Linked DNA regions of Homo sapiens: region 1 is linked to region 2. Evidence: read pairs that join two places in POLR2A ChIA-PET (ENCODE). Cell type or tissue: MCF 10A. All regions are shown on one strand. Links, peaks and the distances in the headings refer to the core of each region. The heading gives the core; the rest is flanking DNA.

Region 1 (12,397 bases), core at 4,159-8,158, 57 kb before region 2:
TGTATGTAGCACAGTGCTTGGCTCCCAGAAGATGCTTCATCACCATCTGTCTAATGAATGATGAATGAAAATCTGCTAAAGGGGATGCAGACAGTACTTGTGGGGTGAAATGGGAATGGCAGGGTCGGGGGGTTGTGGGTAGGAAAGGAAAAGAGAAGGAATTTGCTGCAGGGTAAGTGCAGGGGAAGCCCAGTAGGATTTGGTAGGAAATGCCATGTAGAGAGAATCTCTACATTGAGCCAGTAATATGGGAGCTTCTCTTCTTGTTTCTGCTTGGTCATTTTATGTGCTCTTTGACTCTGGGAAAAGGGATAAAGCTGGCCTGAGCTCCCTCACAGAGTGATGTGAAGACTTAATAAGATAAAAAATAGACATGCTCTGCGCATTTATGAAGCACCGAATAAATGTAAGTTGTTAGAACTAATGGGATTAAATGTTGTTTTCAAAGTGTGGTGACTGTTTAAAGTTACTAATTTTGAAAAGTAGAGTAAGCTGTTTTGTTGAAAAGGGAAATGATAATTGAGCTAGAAACAATCATGTTTAGCTAAGAGAGCATTCGATGACATAAGTAGGAGCTTTTGAGATACAGTCCAACACTGCCTACAACATTTCAGTCTATGGCAGACCGCATATATTAAGGTGGTACCATAAGATTGTATTGGAGCTGAAAAAGTCCTGTTGGCTAGTAACGTCATAGTCATCTTAATATCATAGCGTGATGCATTACTCATGTGTTTGTGGTGATGGCAGTGTAAACAAACCTACTGTGCTGCCAGTTGTGTAAACGTGTAGTGTATACAATACATAATACTTGATAATGATGTATTAGTACATAATACTTGATAATGGTGTATTAGTCCATTTTCATACTGTTATCAAGAAATAACTGAGACAGGGTAATTTATAAAGGAAAGAGGTTTAGTTGACTCACAGTTCCACATGGCTGGGGAGGCCTCAGGAAACTTACAATTATGGTGGAAGGTGAAGAAGAAGCAAGCACCTTCTTCACAAGGTGGCGGGAGAGAGATAGAGTGCAGGGGAAACTGCCACTTTTAAAACCATCAGATCTCATGAGAACTCTCTCACTGTCAGGAGAGCAGCATGGAGGAAACCACTCCCATGATCCAATCAGCTCCCACCAGGTCCCTCCCTTGACACATGGGAATTACAATTTGAGATGAGATTTGGTGGGGACACAGAGCCAAACCATATAAATGGTAATAAATGACTGTGTTACTGGTTTATGTAATTACAATACCATTTATTGTTGTTTTAAAGTGTACTCCTAACTTATAAAATATTTTAAAAAGTTAACTGTTAAACAGCCTTAGGCAGGTACTTTAAGTGGTATTCTGGAAAGCATTGTTATCATAGGAGATGGCAGCTTCATGTGTGTTATTGCCCCTGAAGACTTTCCAGTGGGATAAGATATGGAGGTGGGAGACAGTGATATTGATGATCATGACCCTGTGTAGTCCTAGGCTAATGTGTGTGTTTTTGTGTTTTTAACAAAAATATTTAAAAAGTAAAAAATTAAAAATTGAAAAAAGTTAATAGAATAAGAATTTAAAAGACAATATTTTTGTACAGTTATGCAATGTGTTTGTGTTTTAAGCTAAGTGTGATTGCAAAAGAGTGAAAAAGTTAAAAATGAAAACGTTTATAAAGTAGAAAAGTTACAATAATCTAAGTTTAATTTATTATTGAAAAAAGAAAAATTTTAAAAATAAATTTAGTGTAGCCTAGGTGTACAGTATTTATAAAGTCTACAGCAGTGTACAGTAATATCCTAGACCTTTGCATTGACTCACCACTCACTCACTGACTTATGCAGAGTGACCTCGGTACTGCAGGCTCCATCATTCATGGTAAGTGTGTTTCATTTTGTATAAACGGTATATACATGGTATATATCTTTTATACTGCACTTTTACTGTTCCTTTTCTATGTCTAGATATGTTTAGATACACAAATACCACTGTGTTGCAGTTGCATACAGTATGCGGTATAGTAACATGATGTGCAGCTTTGTAGTCTAGGAACAATAGGCTATACCATCTAGCCTATGTGTGTAGTAAGCTATACCATCTAGGTTTATGCAAGTACACTCTATGATGTTTGCACAACGATGAAGTTGTCTAATAATGCATTTCTCAGAACATATCTTCATTGTTAGGTGATACACAATTGTATCTTAGTGGATGCCTGTTGACATTGTTTTTCATCCTCCTTTTCCTTTGAGTTGTTTTGAGTTGTATATTGGCCCAAGATTCAGGGGCGGAGTTAAAAATGTAGATTCACCTTGGTAATTCTAGTTTTGTATCCCTGGGCTGGCTCATGAAAAATCGACATTTTTAAAGTTCTCCTGATGAATCTGTTGAGTAGCTAGATTTGGAATCCCTGATAAATAGTAAGTATCCCATGGTCCCAGTGGTAAGCATACATACAGCTGGCAGCCCTTTTGGAACTTCATTTTTTGCAAAATTCTTGTTAATCTTATAAAGCATGATCAGTTAATATTCTGGCTATCTAGCAAACGCTAAACACTTTTCAGTGGAAACACCTGCTGAAAAGTCAAAATTCATATGAAGGCTCTACTGAATTTATGCAAGAAGAATGATCAATGGAAATAAGGGATGAGGAGGGGAGACTTCAGTAAGTATGATTAGTGTCAAAACTATATTGCATTTTCTGCTCTTAGGAAACACAGATGCCAGTTAAATTTTTTTCTTTTGTTTGGTTAGCTTTTGTAGCTATAGGAAATAAAGAATTTTGGTATTAAAAATTATGATACTTTATTAACCAGGCATTGAGATAATGCAGAATAACCTAAAGATCTCGAGACAATAGAGAGGAACCTGGTGACAATCTAGACTCAGGGTCTACCTCCTCCACTGGGCAGACAATCAACACCAGCTGTGAGTGGGATGCATGCACTGTTGGGCCTGATATCCCAAGACAAGCCTCCACCTAAGCTAGTTTACAAACCATTGTGTAATTTGAAGCTTCGCCATCAACTCAGGATGCCCGTAAGCTTTCACTAAATAGACACTTTTCTAGGTAATAGGGTTGTGGGAAGGGACATGGGATCTGAGGTTAACTGTGTTAATAGTGGCCCTGTCACTTATTTTTATATGACCATAAGTAAGTTTGCCTCTTGGAACCTCAGTTTTTTTAATCTGTAAAATCGGGTTAATATTATATACCTTATAAGGCTGTTGTGAGAATTAACTGAAAGGCATGTATATAAAAAACTTAATACAATGCTTTACCACAATAGGCTATGAAAATATGTTAACTGTTATTATTAATAATCAATTCTTTTCTTTTTTGAGGCAGAGTCTAGCTCTGCTGCCCAGACTGGAGTGCAATGGCGTGATCTCGGCTCACCACAACCTCCGCCTCCTGGGTTCAAGCAATTCTCCTGCCTCAGCCTCCCGAGTAGCTGGGTTTACAGGTGTATGCCACCACACCCAGCTAATTTTTTATATTTTTGGTAGACATGGGGTTTCATCATGTTGGCCAGGCTGGTCTCAAACTCCTGACCTCATGATATGCCTGCCTCAGCCTCCCAAAATGCTGGGATTTCAGGCGTGAGGTATATTAATAATCAATTCTTAAATACCATGTTTTAAGGGACAGAGCCAGACTGTCCTGAAATGTATACTTGTACTAACCTGCTGAGCCTCTGAGATTCTATCATTTAATTTATTTCTTAATGTTATGGCATACCCTGTTGATGCTCATTGTTAATAATTTAGGTAACAACCTGTTGGTTTCTGGGATGGGTTAGAAGAACAGCTCAGAGGGAAAGCGCTTAGGAGAGGAGGTCAGAGAAGGATGGTAGAATGTTTGGTTTCACAGTGCAGAGTGTGTGGTAGCAGGGTGGGACAGGAGTCTGGGAAGTTGGGAGGCTTCTGTTCCAAGAGCTTTGAATGTTAAAACTGGGGTGGGGAAGGGGTTCATTCCCTTCATTGCCAAGTGGTTTATGGTGATTGAGTTCCACCTAGAAGTTAATGAATTACAGAGTCTTGGAGTTGCCTCGGGCTGGATTTTCACAGTGGTTATTTGACTTCTCAGCCACTGTGCTTTTTTTTTTTTTTTTTACTTTAAATTGGAATAATAATGGTGGTTGTAGTAGAACAGCATAATTATTACTAATGTTAGTACTGTTTACTCACATTTGTTGGGTGCTTACACATAGTACTTTGAGTGCTTTCCGCATATTGCCTTATTCAACCTTGTGAGAACTCATGAAATAGGTATTATTAACCCCATTTTAGAGAAGAGCGAACTTCACAGAGCTTCAGGAACTTACTACGTGGGTGGGTAGGCAAGCTAAAACAAGATGTGAATGTAAATGGTCTAATTCCAGGAGCCGCGCCTTCGTTCCCTGTCTTAAAGGCATGTATATGTATATATAGTGTGTGTGTGTGTGATTTTACACGTATAAATACACATGTTCATGTTAAGGCTGAAACTACATAGCATGTATTGAGAGCTCTGCAAATTGCATTGGTTTTCTGTGGAGGCAGTTATGTAAATGGGTTCAGACAGACAGCATGGGAGAGACTACATAGTCTGCCATCCTGGAGCAGCAGTGAGTCAAGAAGTCTCTGCAGCAGCAGCAGAGCCAGGGAGTTGGTCAGGAGTGAGTGGGCAGTCTGACTTGAAGACCCCGTGTTTCCTTTGGGACCCTTATTTCTGTGTGCTTACAGGAGAATGCTAAAAACATGATTAGAACTGAGGTCATCACAACAAGAGTATCTGTGGAAGCTTTTTTTGCCCCTCAAAGACACTTTAATTAGATTCCCATCATGAAAACAATTAGGCAAGATTTGCCATACCTAACCAGTCAATAATTCAAGGACAGGATCTCATTAAGAGCTTTTGCTTTCCCGGAAACTGCCGTTTTGAGGATTCAGCACTGGTGACTGCGTGCTCTGGGGATTAATTCCTGATCCATATTTCCCCTGAACTTTTTTATTTTCTCAAATCCAGAAGAAAACAAATTTTTAAATGACTGTATAAGCTGCCCTTCATTTTCACAAAGGTGTTCTGGGATTTGAGTTGTGCTTTCTCTGTCACAGTTCCATTGGGTTTTGTTTTGAATCACACCCACTAAGTGGACAAAGCAAGAGACGAGACTCAGATACAGGCACTGCTTGAGTGGGTGAGCCTCACTCTCAGATTTTTTAGGTGGCTCATCCCACAATCAGGTGAAGGTTGTCTTCTGTTGACCTGAGCCAGTGGAACTCCTGTGATATCTGGTTCATTTTCCATGACACAAGTATTGAGATGTATTATATATTTCTTGCCTTCTTTTGCTTCTTCACTTTCTCTTCCCTATACTCCCTCCATCTCTTCATTCTTTCCTTCCTAAGTGCATTATTGATTTCCTACCGTGCGCTAGTCTTTGCAATTGAAATTGAGGATTCAATGAAGAAAAAATAGATACAACCATTTAGAAAAACATTTGGCCTGATCTGTTAAAGTTGAAACTGTGCATGTGCTATGGCCCAGGTACTTGACTGCTGGATACTCCAGAGATACTTGTGCACATATATATCTGGTTACATTATAAGCATTTTCATAACAGCACTGTTGATAACAGCCATAAACTGAGTCCATTCTAAATATCTTCTGTAGAGTGGTTAATTTGGAGTGTTTTCAATCAGTAGAACACTATGTAGCAATGAAAATGAACAAACAACAACTACATGCAACATTGTGGATGAGTCTTATACACATAAGACTGAGCACATGGGCATTATTCACCCTGCCTTAATAGGCAGTGACATGATCAGTGTGTGCTTAGGAAGTTGACTTTTGTCAGTACGGAGTTTAGGGAATTCATGCTGGAGACAGGGACCCCATTGGGAGGCACTTTGCAATGGTCCTGGAGAGAGAAAATTCTATGCCAAGCCCAGGCAGTAGCAGTAGCAAGGAAGAGAGTAACATGGATTGTTGAGGGACATTACAAGCGAAATAAGCACAATCAGGTGACTTACTGGATGTTTAGATTGATTCTAGAGAGGGGACCATCTAACATGTTGCTAAGATTTCTAATCTCGTGCACTAGAAGAACAGTTGTGTCATTCACTAAGAACAGAGGAAGACTAGGATTTTGAGGTGATAGCTAATGAATCCTCATGACATTAAGATATGTGACCTTGGGCAAGTTATTTAACATCTCTTTGCCATAGTTTCTTCTTGTATAAAAGAGAGAAAATAATTTTCAAAGCATAGCAACCTCAGAAGGTAATACAATGTCTGATATAGAATGTACATTGTTACGATACTGGGTTTCGAGGAGTAAGTATGACCCTGAATTTGTAATATCATAAATGTGATGGAGAGTCCTCTCTGTAGGCTTCTCAGAGATGAAAGACAGGTGAAGGAAAACTTGAGTCATCCTTATATGTCTTGAGGATGATGAAACACTATGTACTTCAAGTACAGGGTGGGGAGAAAGTCTTAAGACACAAGCTACAAAGAAACGAGATTACATAACGTGGGAAAAGGAAAGCCAAGAGGTGATTTAACAAGACTTTAAATGAAGAGCAAGCCAGAAGTTAGCAGGTACTGTTGCTGAAAATGGTTTAAAAGGCACAGCCATTTATAAAATGCTTTATTTATTTACATAAAAGTGATACTCAGGGTCTTATTACTCAATAGACTTTTTGGTGATGGCCAAAGGAATACATATTGTTTAAATAGAAAATTTATAAACTACTAAAAAGAAGACCAAAGCAAGTAAATAACATATATAATTCTAATGCCCTAATGTTAACATTTTAGCTCTGTTCACTTACTCATCTGTCCATCTGTCCATCTGTTCATCCGTCCGTCTGTCCATCCATCCATCCATCCATCTTGTCTTTTTTTTTAAATGAAGCTGAAATTAAACCATGTGTTGTGTAAACTGCTGTGTTTTGCACAGAACTTAAATGGAGATTAATTCTAGTGTGAGGGATTTAGGTTAGCTATTTGTAGTAAGAAGAGTGTCTGATGTGCTTTATCAATGAGTTATTGAGGGAAAGTGCAATATTTTCTTCTCTGGCAGTCTTAAAATATAGTAGGATAAACTCTCATCTCGTTGATGGCAAGGGCATGACCCTGCTTTACTGCTCTGTTATTCTCTGATATGTGGACAAAACCCAAGAGTGCTTTTCTGAGGACTTACTTCTCCCAAAAGTGGCAGAAAGAAATATTGGTTAGAATATGATGTAAGAGACTCTTATTAATCCCTCACCTACATTTGCCTTCAGGACTGAGGACTGAAGAGTTCATCTCTCCCAAGAGTGTGAGACTGCTCAACTTTTCATTTCTCAATATTAAAATCACTGTAAAATTCTATTCTGACTAATCCAGAATAAAGACAGGAAAGATTAGTGTCACCAGGATATAGTTTTACATGAGCAAATCATTTTAAATAGGCTTAAATCTAAGGGGTGAAAACTGCTTAGACGGAAGGTATTTATGTCAGAGTGGATGGGATAACTCGTGTGTGTGTGTGTGTGTGTGTGTGTGTGTGTGTAAGAGAAGGGGAGGAAAGGGAAGGGGGAGAGGGAGAGAGGAATTCTGAAGGCTTCCTTTTATTGTATGCATGATCTAAATGTAGAGGCTACTGCTATTAGTGAGGTCTAATTAAGAGGTTTTAATAACCATTTTGACCAAAATGACAGTTTGTTGGATCCAGTATTTTCTCAGATTTTTTTTGATTGTTTCAGTGCATGTGCTCACATATGCATGCATATAAACACATGCCAACTATACATACAGGAGACGTGGCTCTCATTTCCTTTCCACAGAGATGTAAGGTTGAGAAAATGTTTTCTGTTTTGAATATTTTTTATTACAAAGAAATTGAATTAATTCATTTAACAAATGCTCATTGAACTCATTCAGTGTAAGCACTATGGTGAAAATGGGGAATAGGAGATTGCCTAAAAGCATTAAGGAATGGCAAGGAGCGTTTTAGTCAGTGGCGCAGATGTGACTATTAATCTATACCGAGTACTTGGTGTCCTCAGAAGACAAGCCACCGTTACCTTCAGGGTAAAGCCTAAACTTCTCAGCCTGAGGCCATTTGCAATCTTGTCTTCAATTATCCTTTCAGCCTCATACCCTAACATCTCCCACACCCACCTTATGCTCCAGTCATTCCTGTGGGAAGAATTTATCAAGCCCCATACCATGTACTGGGCATTTTTAGATAACTTGTGGCTCCTCAGACATCTCTCTTCCTTCACGCCTCCTTACCTGGGTCCTTGTGGTTTTCCTCTGATGGAATGCTTCACCTCCAATTGCTGACACACTCCCACTTGCCTGTGTGCCTTTTCCACTAGCCAGTGAGATCCTGGAGGAGAGAGACCATCTCCTTCTCTGTGGGCCTCTAGCAGTCAGTATGGCACTTAGCATATAGTAGCCATGCAGTCAGTGTGTTGAACAAATGAATGAATGAGGCAAAGTTAAGTGTAATCCAAATCTGTAGTGGTGATGAGCTGCCTTAGCTTTTGTTTATTTAGGAACATCTTAATTTCTCTTTCATTTTTGAAGGATAGTTTTGCTGGATGTAGTATTTTTGTCTTGTAGGTTTTTTTTTTTTTTTAATTTCAGTATTTTGAACATGTCATTCCATTCACTTCTTGCCTGCAAAGTTTCTGCCAAGTAATCTACTGAAAATCTTATAGGAGCTTAATGTGATGAGTTGCTTTTCTCTTACTGCTTTCAAGATTCTCCCTTTTTCTGTGACTTTTGACAGTTTGACTATAATGTGTCTTGGTGTGAGTCTTTTATATATATATATATATTTTATTATACTTTAAGTTCTAGGGTACATGTGCACAACGTGCAGGTTTGATGCATAGGTATACATGTGCCATGTTGGTTTGCTGCACCCATCAACTCATCATTTACATTAGGTATTTCTCCTAATGCTATCCCTCCCCTAGGCCCCCACCCACTGACAGGCCCTGGTGTGTGATGTTCCCCACTCTGTGGCCAAGTGATCTCATTGTTCAATTCCCATCTATGAGTGAGAACATGTGGTGTTTGGTTTTCTGTCTTTATGATAGTTTGCTGAGAATGATGGTTTCCAGCTTCATCCATGTCCCTGCAAAGGACATGAACTAATCCTTTGTTATGGCTGCATACTATTCCATGGTGTATATGTGCCACATTTTCTGAATCCAGTCTATCATTGATGGACATTTGGGTTGGTTCCAGGTCTTTGCTATTGTGAATAGTGCTGCAATAAGCATATGTGTGCACATGTCTTTATAGTAGCATGATTTATAATCCTTTGGGTATATACCCAGTAATGGGATGGCTGGGTCAAATGGTAATTCTAGTTCTAGGTCCTTGAGGAATCACCACACTGTCTTCCACAATGGTTGAACTAATTTGCACAGATGTGAGTCTTTTTGTATTTATCCTAGTTGAAGTTCATTGAGCTTTCTCAATTTGTATGCCAATTTCCTCCCTCAAATTTGGGGAATTTTCAGCCATTATTTCTTCAAATAGGCACTCACTCTGCTTCTTTCTCACTCTCTTCTCATTCTGAGATTCCCGTAATGTGGATAATGATCTGTTTGATGATGTCTTATAAGTCCCTTAGGCTCTCTTGACTTTTCTTTATTCTTTTTATTTGTTTTTTGGTTCCTGACTCAATAATTTCAAATAACCTATCTTTAAGTTTGCTGATTCTTCTGCTTGATCAAGTTTGCTATTGAATGAGCCACTCTAGTGAATTGTGTTTTAGTTCCATTATTGTATTCTTCAACTCTGGAATTTCTGCTTGGTTCTCATTTTTCTCATAGTTTCTTTTTGTTGATAGTCTCATTTTATTCTTGCGCTTTATTTTTCCTGATCCATTTAGTTGTCTATTTTAGTTCATGGAGCATTTTAAGATGGTTATTTCAAGTTCTTTGTGAGGTAATTCATAGATCTCTGTTTCTTCAGTGTTGGTTTCTAGAGATTTATTTTGTTTCTTTGATTGGGCCATGTTTCCTTGTTTCTTTGCATGCATTGTGATCTTTTGTTGAGGTTTGGGTATATAAAAAAACAGCCACTTCTCCCAGTCTTATGGACTGGCTTCATACAGGGAAGACCTTCACTAGTCAGCCTAGCTTGAGATTCTGGGGGCCTCTCAAACCTTTTTGAGGGATGCATCTTCTCTGGACTTGTGTGTAATTTCCCAGTCACAGAGGACTGCCCCTGTTCTCAAGAGCCCATGATCTTTTGTTACCCTTGTTGTCTGTCTGAGGTACTGCAGGCTCTCTAGTGTAACAAGCCACCATGCTTGCTTTTGAAAGTATATTGCCATTTCCTTTAGCACTCTGAGTCATGCCCCTCTTAAAGACAGGATGTTGGATGCACAGTTAGCACTTTTCTATCCCTACTGAGGGAGAAGCCAGAAGCTGGGAGTTTTTTCTTGATTGCGTTACACTATGCTGGGTGGGAGGGAGCTATCATAGGTAAAAGCAACAAAGTTTCTTATCTGCTTTGATGTGGCTCTTCTTGGCTTTGCACCTACCTGGGTGCTGCTAATTCTTGAGGGAGTTCTCATAAAGGCAATTTGGTTTGTATATTGTTCTTAAGTCATTGTCTCTCAGGGTAATGAAGGCTTGGGACTTCCTATTCAGCCATCTTACTTCTATCACTCTTAAGTGTAATCTAGATCTCTGTTTTATGACATGAAGATAATTAATATTGATATAATTTTGGTAATGAAAATTGGTAGAGATGGTGACATATCTCTTCTGTCTCACCCCTTCTCCAATCGAGGATTGAAAAAGTCATTCCAGGTGTCTGGCTTTCCAATCTTGTCTCTATCTGACTCTCTTTAGTAATAGTAGCTAACATTTAGTAAATGCTTATGTGTTAGGAACTCTTCATATTCCTGTGATGTGTGATAACTCATTTACTTGCCACAGTAGTTGTAAAAGAAAGATACTATGGTCGTTCCCATTTTACATGTGAGGAAACCGAGTTATAGAGAGTCTAAATAATTTACCTAAGGTCATATCATTGATAATTACCTCAGACTCAATTTTAAAAAGAGATTTTGCAGCATGAAATGAATATTCTTTAATTTGAATAAGACTGTTAATATTATATAAACTATAAGTTACTTTTAACAAAATCTTCTTATAATAGGTAGTTATTGAATTATTAAGGATATTATTTTTTATTGATTATAAGTGGTAATTATGCAGCTAGAAATGTCTGTCGTTTACATATCCAAGCATAGAATGACATCAAAGATGTGTTTTTTGTTTTTTTTGCAGGACAGAGTTCATTCAAAGAGGCAGGATTTCAATCACAGGGGTTGGATTTCTCAACTGTGTTTTAGAAACTTTTGCCAGCACATTCTTACGACAGGGAGCCCAGAAGGTAACCATATTTCTGCTTTGAACCAACATTAATTTTAAAAAACAATAGGAGTTCCAATAGGGTTATTGAATAAGACTCATGAGCAGACATAATGAGAAAAACATATAGTTAATAAACAAATATATGCAAAAATAATCAACCTCAAAATTATTACATAAATTCAAATCAAAGTAAAACTAAAGTGGCATTTATGGCTCATTAAATTAAAAATATGCCAATGAAGAGTATGTGAAAATTTGGAGCATACTTATAATCTAATTAAAAGAAATAATCAGAATGAATAATAATGTATAGTATGATGACAACTATTTAATAAAGATAATGATAGTTAATATTTATTGAGCACTTACTATGTACTACTGACTGCTAAAAGAATTTGTATTATTAACTCATTGAATCCTCACAAACCTTTGCAGGAGCTGTTATTGTTGTCCTAATATTATGGATGAGGAAAATACAGAGACCCCAATTGTCCACTCTTATAGTTTTCAAACTCTATTCTCAAGGGAGCTTAGGCTTCCATGAAAGTGATTCAGAAGCCATGTTGGAGTTCTAAGGTCCTGTGTGCTCTATTTTAAGTAGAGCTTTTCCATTTTAATCTGTCCTCTATGGTATTCCATATAACATTTATATCTTCTATTTTCTTTCCTTAATAGCATTATTTTTAAAACTTCATGTCAAAACCCATTGCTTATGCATTTTTATGTGCTTATTGCAGTGCTCAGTATAAAGCAGTTGCTCCTAAGTGTTTTATTATTGTTATTAATTACGATGATAATTATACTCATTTATTTCCAGATTTTACTCAGGACTTTTTGTATAAGTTTACCTCATTTTGTTTTGTGGGATAGAATTAACCGCTGGTGTAAAGAACCATTGTTATGACCCTCAGAGACTTCCTGGCAATGGACCCTTGTTTTCATTTTTGCATGTCTAGGTTCAAGGATGAACCTGTACTAGGAGGTGTTCATCTGGGAGGCTGAGGGCGGTGAATGAA
Region 2 (9,396 bases), core at 3,933-7,932:
CTGGTCAGAAAAAAATGTAATTTGTCAATATAATGCTTGTAACATACCAGTTTTTCCTAAATGGAGGCAGTTCAGATATACCTCTATACCGCAACATCTCTAACCAGTCAGTCTACAGTGTTTAATCCAGGGTGCTTGTTAAAATCAATGGGAATTGGTATAATTAGTCTTGAAGGGGTAAAGTAACAAACACAATGGAAAAAACTAATGAAGCTGTGTTGTGATTCTTGATTCTTGTAATTATATTGGTGCAGCTGGTTCTGCTTTAGTGATGCTCTTACCATTTCCAATAACACCTCTTTTCTGGTTTATTCTCTCAGATATATTTTAACTGTTATCTGAAATGGGAATTGTATGGCAGTTGCCAGCAGGAATAACCTTTTTTAAAGTGTACAAAATGCACATATTTCTATTAAGAATGGCAAATATGGTAGTATCCCAACTTCTTTGTTGAAATAGCATATCCTGGTCAGATCTGAATTTCATGTTATAAAAGTGAAATTTGAAAATTTGGCAATAGATTAAGATGAAAACTTAAGAAATCTTAGCATCTGATTTGATTCCAATATTTTTTGAGCAATGGCCACAAACCAAGCTCTGTGAAATTTAGGGATTGCATAATGTGGTGGGTGAGAATAAGGGCTTAGGAGCCAGCAGCTAAACTGGAATCCTGGAAGTGCTGTGTACTAGCTGTGTTATTTAAGCTGTTTGGATTTCATTTTCCTCATATGTGAGGGAGTAACAATAGTGCCTACTTTATGGGGTTGTTGAAAGGATTAAATGAGTTGAGACATGTAAAACAATTGGAGCAGTTCCTGGCACATAGTTAAACACTCAGCAATCTCTAGAAGGATTGCAGAGTTGGTATAGATTCTTAAATGTTTAGTAGAATTCTCCAGTGACAACTTCTCGGCTTGGTGATTTCTGTTTGGGGGAGATTTTAAATTATAAATGGAATATTTTTCTTTTTTTTTAATTTAATTTTTTAAGTTCTGGGATACATGTGCAGAATGTGCAGGCTTGTTACATATGTATACATGTGCCATGGTGGTTTGCTGCACGTATCAACCCATCCTCTTAAGTTCCCTCCCCTTGCCCCCCACCACACAACAGGCCCTGGTGTGTGTTGTTCCCCTCTCTGTGTCCATGTGTTCTCATTGTTCAACTCCCACTTATGAGTGAGAACATACGGTGTTTAGTTTTCTGTTCCTGTGTTAGTTTGCTGAGAATGTTGGCTTCCAGCTTCAACCATGTCTCTGCAAAGGACAAGATCTCATTCTTTTTTATGGCTGTGTAGTATTCCATAGTGTATATGTACCACATTTTCTTTATCCAGTCTATCATTGATAGGCATTTGAGTTGGTTCCATGACTTTGCTATTGTGAGCAGTGCTGCAATAAACATACATGTGCCTGTGTCTTTATAGTAGAATGATTTATATTCCTTAGGGTATATACCCAGTAATGGGATTGCTGGGTCAAGTGGTATTTCTGATTCTAGATCTTTGGGGAATCGCCATACTGTCTTCCACAATGGTTGAACTAATTTACATTCCCACCAACACTGTAAAAGTGTTCCTATTTCTCCACAGCCTCACCAGCATCTATTGTTTCTTGACTTTTTAATAGTCACCATTCTGACTGGTGTGAGATGGTATCTCATTGTGGTTTTGATTTGCATTTCTCTAATAATCAGTGATGATGAGCTTTTTTTCTGTGTTTGTTGGCTGCATAAATGTCTTCTTTTGAAGTATCTGTTCATATCCTTTGCCCACTTTTTGATGGGGTTGTTTTTTTCTTGTAAATTTGTTTAAGTTCCTTGTAAATTCTAGATATTAGACCTTTGTCAGATGGGTAGATTTCAAAAATTTTATCCCATTTTGCAGGTTGCCTCTTCACTCTGATGATAGTTTCTTTTGCTGTGCAGAAGCTCTTTAATTAGATCCCATTTGTCAATTTTGGCTTTTGTTGCAATTGATTTTGCTGTTTTTGTCATGAAGTCTCTGCCCACGCCTATGTCCTGAATAGTATTGCCTAGGTTTTCTTCTGGAGTTTTTTTGGTTTGGGGTTTTACATTTAAGTCTTTAATCCATCTTGAGTTAATTTTTGTATAAGGTGTAAGGAAGGGGTCCAGTTTCTGTTTTCTGTATATGGCTAGCCAGTTTTCCTAGCACCATTTATTAAATAGGAGATCCTTTCCCCATTGCTTGTTTTTGTCAGGTTTGTCAAAGGGCAGATGGTTGTAGATATGTGGTGTTATTTCTGAGGTCTCTGTTTTGTTCCATTTGTCTGTATATCTGTTTTGGTACCAGTGCCATGCTGTTTTGGTTATTGTAGCCTTGTAGTATAGTTTGAAGTCAGGTAGCGTGTTGCCTCCAGCTTTGTTCTTTTTGCTTAGGATTGTGTTGGCCATACAGGGTCTTCTTTGATTCTATATGAAATTTAAAGTAGTTTTTTCTAATTCTGTGAAGAATGTCAATGGTAGTTTGATGGGAATAGCATTGAATCTATAAATTACTTGGGGCAGTATGGCCATTTTCAGGACATTGATTCTTCCTATCCATGAGAATGGAATGTTTCTTCATTTGTTTGTGTCCTCTTTTATATCCTTGAGCAGTGGTTTGTAGTTCTCCTTGAAGACGTTCTTCATATCCCTTGTTAGCTATATTCCTAGGTATTTTATTCTCTTTGTAGCATTTGTGAATGGGAGTTCATTCATGATTTGGCTCTCTGTCTATTGTTAACGTAAAGCAATGCTTGTGATTTTTGCTGAAGTTGCTTATCAGTCTAAGAAGTTTTGGGCTGAGATGAAGGGTTCGCTAAACATAAAATCATGTCGTCTGCAAACGGAGACAATTTGACTTCCTCTCTTCCTATTTGAATACGCTTTATTTCTTTCTCTTGCCTGATTGCCCTGGCCAGAACTTCCAATACTATGTTGAATAGGAGTGGTGAGAGAGGGCATCCTTGTCTTTACCAGTTTTCAAAGGGAATGCTTCCAGCTTTTGTCCCTTCAATATGATATTGGCTTTGGGTTTGTCATAAATGGCTCTTATTATTTTGAGATATGTTCCATCAATACCTAGTTTATTGAGAGTTTTTAACATGAAGGGATGTTGAATTTTATCAAAGGCCTTTTCTGCATCTATTGAGATAATCAAGTGATTTTTGTCTTTGGTTCTGTTTATGTGATGGATTTTGTTTATTGATTTGCATATGTTAAGCCAGCCTTGCATCCCAGGGAGGAAGCCCACTTGATCATGGCGGATAAGTTTTTTGATGTGCTGCTGGATTTGGTTTGCCAGTATTTTATTGAGGATTATTGCATCGATGTTTATCAGGGATATTGGCCTGAAGTTTTCTTTTTTTGTTGTATCTCTTCCTGGTTTTGGTATCAGGATGATGCTGGCTTCATGAAATGTGTTTTTTATTGTTTGGAATATTTTCAGAAGGAATGGTACCAGCTCCTCTTTGTACCTCTGGTAGAATTCGGCTGTGAATCAATCTGGTCCTGGGCTTTTTTTGGTTAGTAGGCCATTTATTACTGCCTCAATTTCAGAACTTGTTATTGGTCTATTCAGGGATTCAACTTCTTCCTGATTTAGTCTTGGGAGGGCATATGTGTCCAGGAATGTATCCATATCTTCTAGATTTTCTAGTTTATTTGCATAGAGGTGTTTTTAGTATTCTCTGATGGTAATTTATATTTCTGTGGTGTCAGTGGTGATATCCCCTTTATCATTTTTTATTGTGTCTATTTGATTCTTCTCTTTTCTTTATTAGTCTAGCTGCTATTTTGTTAATTTTTTTTTTTTTAAACAGCTCCTGGAGTCATCGATTTTTTTTTTTAGAGGGTTTTTGATGTCTCTATCTTCTTCAACTCTGCTCTGATCTCAGTTATTTCTTGTCTTCTGCTAGCTTTTGGATTAGTTTGCTCCTGCCTCTGTAGCTCTTTTAATTGTGATGTTAGGGTGTTGATTTGAGATCTTTCTGGCTTTCTAATGTGGGCATTTAGTGCTATAAATTTCCCTCTTAACACTGTGTTAGCTGTGTCCCAGAGATTCTGGTTCATTGTCTCTTTGTTCTCATTGGTTTCAAAGAACTTCTTGGTTTCTGCCTTAATTTTGTAATTTACCCAGGAGTCATTCAGGAGCAGGTCATTCGATTTCCATGTAATTGTGTGGTTTTGAGGGAGTTTCTTAATCCTGAGTTTAATTTGATTGCACTGTGGTCTGAGAGACAGTTTGTTATGATTTCCATTCTTTTGCATTTGCTCAGGAGTTTTTTACTTCCAATTATGTGATCTATTTTAGAATAAGTGCCATGTGGCAGTAAGAAAAATGTATATTCTGTTGATTTGGGGTGGAGAGTTCTGTAGATGTCTGTTAAGTCCACTTGATTCAGAGCTGAGTTCAAGTCCTGAATATCTTTGTTAATTTTCTGTCTTGTTGATCTGTCTAATATTGACAGTGGGGTGTTAAAGGCTCCCACTATTATTGTGTGGGAGTCTAAGTCTCTTTGTAGGTCTCTAATAACTTGTTTTATGAATCTGGGTGCTCCTGTATTGGGTACATATATATATTTAGAACAGTTAGCTCTTCTTGTTGAATTGTTCCCTTTACCATTGTGTAATGCCCTTCTTTGTCTCTTTTGATCTTTGTTGGTTTAAAGTCTGTTTTGTCAGAGACTAGGAATTCAATCCCTGTTTTGTTTTTGTGTTTGTTTTTTTGCTTTCCATTTTCTTGGTAAATTTTCCTCCATCCCTTTATTTTGAGCCCATGTGTGACTTTGCATGTGAGATTGGTCTCCTGAATACAGCACGCCGACGGGTCTTGACTCTTTATCTAATTTGCCAATCTGTGTCTTTTAATTGGGGCATTTAGCCCATTTACATTTAAGGTTAGTATTGTTATATATGAATTTGATCTGGTCATCATGATGCTAGCTGGTTATTTTGCGCACTAGTTGATGCAATTTCTTCATAGTGTCATTGGTCTTTATATTTTGGTGTGTTTTTGCAGTGGATTGTACCAGTTTTTCCTTTCCATATTTAGTGCTTCTTTCAGGATCTCTTGCAAGGCAGGCCTGGTGGTAACTAAATCCCTTAGCATTTGCTTGTCTGGAAAGGATTTTATTTTCCTTTGCTGATGAAGCTTAGTTTGGCTGGATATGAAATTCTGGATTGAAAATTCTTTTCATTTTTTTTTTTGAGATGAAGTTTCACTCTTATCACCCAGGGTGGAGTGCAATGGTGTGATCTTGGCTCACTGGAACCTTGCCTCCTGGGTTCAAGCGATTCTCCTGCCTCAGCCTCCTGAGTAGCTGGGATTATAGGTGCCCACCACAATATCCAGCTAATTGTTTCTATTTTTAGTAGAGACGGGATTTCACCATGTTGGCTAGGCTGGTCTCAAACTCCAAACCTCAGGTGATCTGCCGTCCTCGGCCTCCCAAAGTGCTGGGATTACAGACATGAGCCACCGTACCTGGCCCAATTCTTTTCTTTAGGAATGTTGACTATTGGCCCCAAGTATCTTCTGGCTTGTAGAGTTTCTGCTGAGACGTCTGCTGTTAGTCTGATGGGCTTCCCTTTGTAGGTGACCTGGCTTTTCTTTTTGGCCACCTTTAACATTTTTTCCTTCATTTCAACCTTGGAGAATCTGATAATTATGTGTCTTGAGGTTGATCTGCTATGGAATATCTTAGTGGTGTTCTCTCTATTTCCGAATTTGCATGTTGGCCTGTCTTGCTAGGTTGGGGAAGGTCTCCTGGATAATATCCTGAAGTGTGTTTTCCAGCTTGTTTCCATGCTCCGCATCTCCTTCAGATACTCCAGTCTATCATAGGTTTGGTCTTTTTATGGAGTCCCATATTTCTTGGAGGCTTTGTTCATTCCTTCTAATTATTTTTTCTCTAGTTTTGTGTGCATGCCTTATTTCAGCAAGATGGTCTTCAAACTCTGATATCCTTTCTTCTGCTTGGTCGATTCAGCTATTGATACTTGTGTATGCTTTACAAAGTTCTCATGCTGTGTTTTTAGCTCCATCAGATCATTTATGTTCCTTTCTAAACTGGTTTTTCTAGTTAGCAGCTCCTCTAACCTTTTATCAAGGTTCTTAGCTTCTTTGCATTGGGTTAGAACATGCTCCTTGAGCTCAGCACAGTTTTTTCTTACCCATTTTTTGAAACCTACTTCTGTCAATTCTTCCATCTCATCCCCTGTCCAATTATGCACCCTTGCTGGAGAAACGTTGCAATCATTTGGAGGAGAACAGGGACTCTGGCCTTTTGGATTTTTGGTGTTTTTTTGTTGATGCTTTCTCATCTCTGTGAGTTTGTCTAGTTTCGATCTTTGAGGATGCTGACCCTTGGGTAGGGTTTTTGTGCGGCCTTTCTGTTGTTGTTGATACTGTTGTTGTTGCTTTCTGTTTGTTTTTCTTTAAATGGTGAGGTCCCTCTTCTGTAGGGTTGCTGTGGTTTGCTGGGGGTTCACTTCAGGCCCTATTCATCTGGTTCACTACCGCGCCTGGCGATGTCACTCAAGAAGGCTGGAAAATGTCACAGATGGGTGCTGCTTTTTCTTCTGGGATCTCTGACCTCAAGGGGCACCAACCTGATGCCAGTAGGATTCCTTCTGTACAGGGTGTCTCACAACCCCTGTTGGAGGGTCTCACCCAGTTGAGTGGCACAGGGAACGGGACCCATTTAACGAAGCACTTTGTCCTTTGGTGGAGTGGATGTGCTTCAATGGGGGGAAACCCCTCGTCTGGTCTGCCCAGATTCCTCAGAACTAAGTCTGAGGAAAGACTAAGTCTGCTGGTCTGCAGGAGAAAAGGCTAAGTCTCCTGGTCTGCAGAGACTGTGGCCACCCCTCCCCTGAGGGGCTCAGGCCCAGGGAGATCTGGGTTCTGTCCCTGAGCCTCTGGATGGAGTTACTGGAGTTCCTGCAGGGAAGCCCTACCCAATGAGGAAGGATGAGTCAGGGTCAGGCCTGAAGAGGCACTCTGGCCACAGTCTGCCACAGCTGGTGTGTTGGGCTATGGGGGATACATCTTGGGACCAAGCTGTCCAGCCTCCCTGGCTGCAGCAGGGAAAAGCATGGCCTGGGGCTATGGAGATGGGCGCTGCCCTTCCCCGGCCCAGGGAGCTTAGCGTGTTAGGCAGTTGTGAGTCCCAATGCTGGCCACTGCTCCTCCCCCAAGGAGCTCAAATGGCTTAGACAGCAGGCAGCTGCAGCTATGATGGTGGTTGTCCCTCCCCCTGGGAGCTGGGTAGGCTTAAGTAGATTCCAGCTGAGAGGCTGAGAGGCTGTTGAGAATCTGCATGGCTCCAGGGTTGGGACCCCAGCCCTCTGTAGCGTGGTTTCGCCAGTGGGATCTTCCGACCCACGGGTTGCACAGTTTCGTGGAAAAAGCACGGTTTCCACGCTGGGTAGCACGCTCACTCACTACCTCCCTTGGCTGGGGGGTGGGGATTCCCCGTGTGGCTTTCTGGTGGTCCGCCACACCACCCTGCTCTTCCTTGCTCTCCATGGATCCTGCCAGCCTCCTAGTCAGTTCTGATGAGAGAACCTGGATACCTTGGTTGCCAGTGAAGGATTCACATGCCTATTATGGTTGTTTCCTTTTCTCTTTTTCTTTCTTTTTTTTTTTTTTTTTTTGCCGCAGAGTTTCACTCTCATTGCCCAGTCTGGAGTACAATGGTGCAATCTTAGCTCACTGCAGCCTCTGCCTCTTGGGTTCAAGCAATTCTCCTGCCTCAGCCTCCCGAGTAGCTGGGATTACAGGCATGCCGCCATCATGCCTGGGTAATTTTTTGTATTTTTGTTAGAGACAAGGTTTCACCATGTTGGCCAGGCTGGTCTTGAACTCCTGACCTCAGGTGATCTGCCCGTCTCGGCTTCCCAAAGTGCTAGGATTACAGGTGTGAGCCACCGCGCCCGGCCAGATTCTTTTGCATAGGAGCCTCTATCACCCCCATTTCTAGTCCGTCATTTTAGCCCCGCCCCCTAATTTTCTTAATACTTGAAAGGGCTATTCAAATGTTCTATTTCATATTGGATAAGTTGAAGTAATTTATATTTTTTGAGAAATTGGTCAATTTCATCTAAGTTGTCAAGTTTTGGTCAAATAGTACTTCCTTATTATCCTGCCTGGTTTTTAGTGATAACCCATTTTATTCCTGATATTGGCAATTTGTATCTTCTGTCTTTGTTCTTTGTCAGTCTTGCTAGAAGTTTAATTTTATTGATCTTTTCAAATAAGCAGTTCTTAGTTTAATTTTCTGTATGGCTTTTCTGCTATATCTCATTGATTTCTGCTCTTATCTTTATTATTTCTGTCTTCTGCTTGCTTTGGGCTTAATTTTCTCTTCTTTTTCTTGATCTTGAGGTGGGAACTTAGATTATTGTTTTGAGACTTTTTTATTTTATAATGTATGCATATAGTGCTATAAATTCTCTTTCTAACTGCTTTAATTCTGTTCCACACATTATGATATGGTATGTTTTCTTTTAAATTTAGTTCTTTTTTTTTTTTTTTGGTATCCCTTGAGACTTCTTTGGCTCCTAGATTAATGAGAAGTTTGTTGTTTAATTTCCAAATGTTTGGAGATTTCCCAACTGTCTTTCTGTTATCGATTTCTGGTTTGATTCTACTGAGTTAGAAAAAACTCTGTACTATTTCAAGTCTTTAAATTTGTTGAGCTTTGTTTTCTGGCGTAGGATGTAGCCAGAAAAAAAAAATATATCTATTTTTATTTATATATATAAATATTTATATAAAAATATATATTTTATTTGTATTAAAAATATATATTTTATTTATATAAAAATATATTTTATTTATATATAAATAAAAATGTATATTTATATATTATTATTTATATATAAATTTATAATTAATAAATAAATTTATAATAAATAAATAAATTTATTTATTTATAATTAATAAATTTTATTTATATATAATTATATGTAATTATAAATATATAATTACGTATAATTATAAATAAATTAATAAAATTTATTTATTATTAATGAATAAATTTATTTACTTATAATAAATTTATTATTTATAATAAATTTATTATAATTAAATAAATTTATTTATTTAATTATAATAAATTTATTTATTTATAATAAATTTATTTGTTTATTTATATATAAATTTAAATTAAATTATTTATTTGTTAAATTTATTTATTAAATTAAATTATAAAAATGTTTTATATATTTATTATATAAATATTTGTATATTTATAAATAAATTTATATATAAATACTTTATAAATAAATTTTATTTATATATAAATAAATTAATATATAAATAAATTATTTATAAATAAATTTTATTTATATATAAATAAATTATTTATATATAAATAAATTATTTATAAA

The links. Peaks named below come from ENCODE experiments on the same cell type or tissue, not always from the same donor. Only the 100,000 strongest peaks of a DNase experiment are listed, where the experiment ranks them.
Region 1: POLR2A ChIA-PET joins it to region 2 with 6 read pairs; 3 of 35 experiments call an interaction of 5 or more read pairs at or near these places.

The regions. Positions count from the first base shown.
Region 1 is chr5:145,795,445-145,807,841 of GRCh38, reverse strand. It overlaps PRELID2 (PRELI domain containing 2), which reads left to right. Exons shown (of 7, transcript NM_205846.3): 5 at 11,295-11,400. Among named protein-coding and RNA genes, the nearest start is that of PRELID2, 34 kb to the left of the region's middle. In MCF 10A, for the core only: no CTCF peak of the experiment used is centred there; a DNase peak (open chromatin) is centred at 6,461.
Region 2 is chr5:145,741,675-145,751,070 of GRCh38, reverse strand. It overlaps a transcript of PRELID2 not described here. Among named protein-coding and RNA genes, the nearest start is that of PRELID2, 89 kb to the left of the region's middle. In MCF 10A, for the core only: no CTCF peak of the experiment used is centred there; no DNase peak of the experiment used is centred there.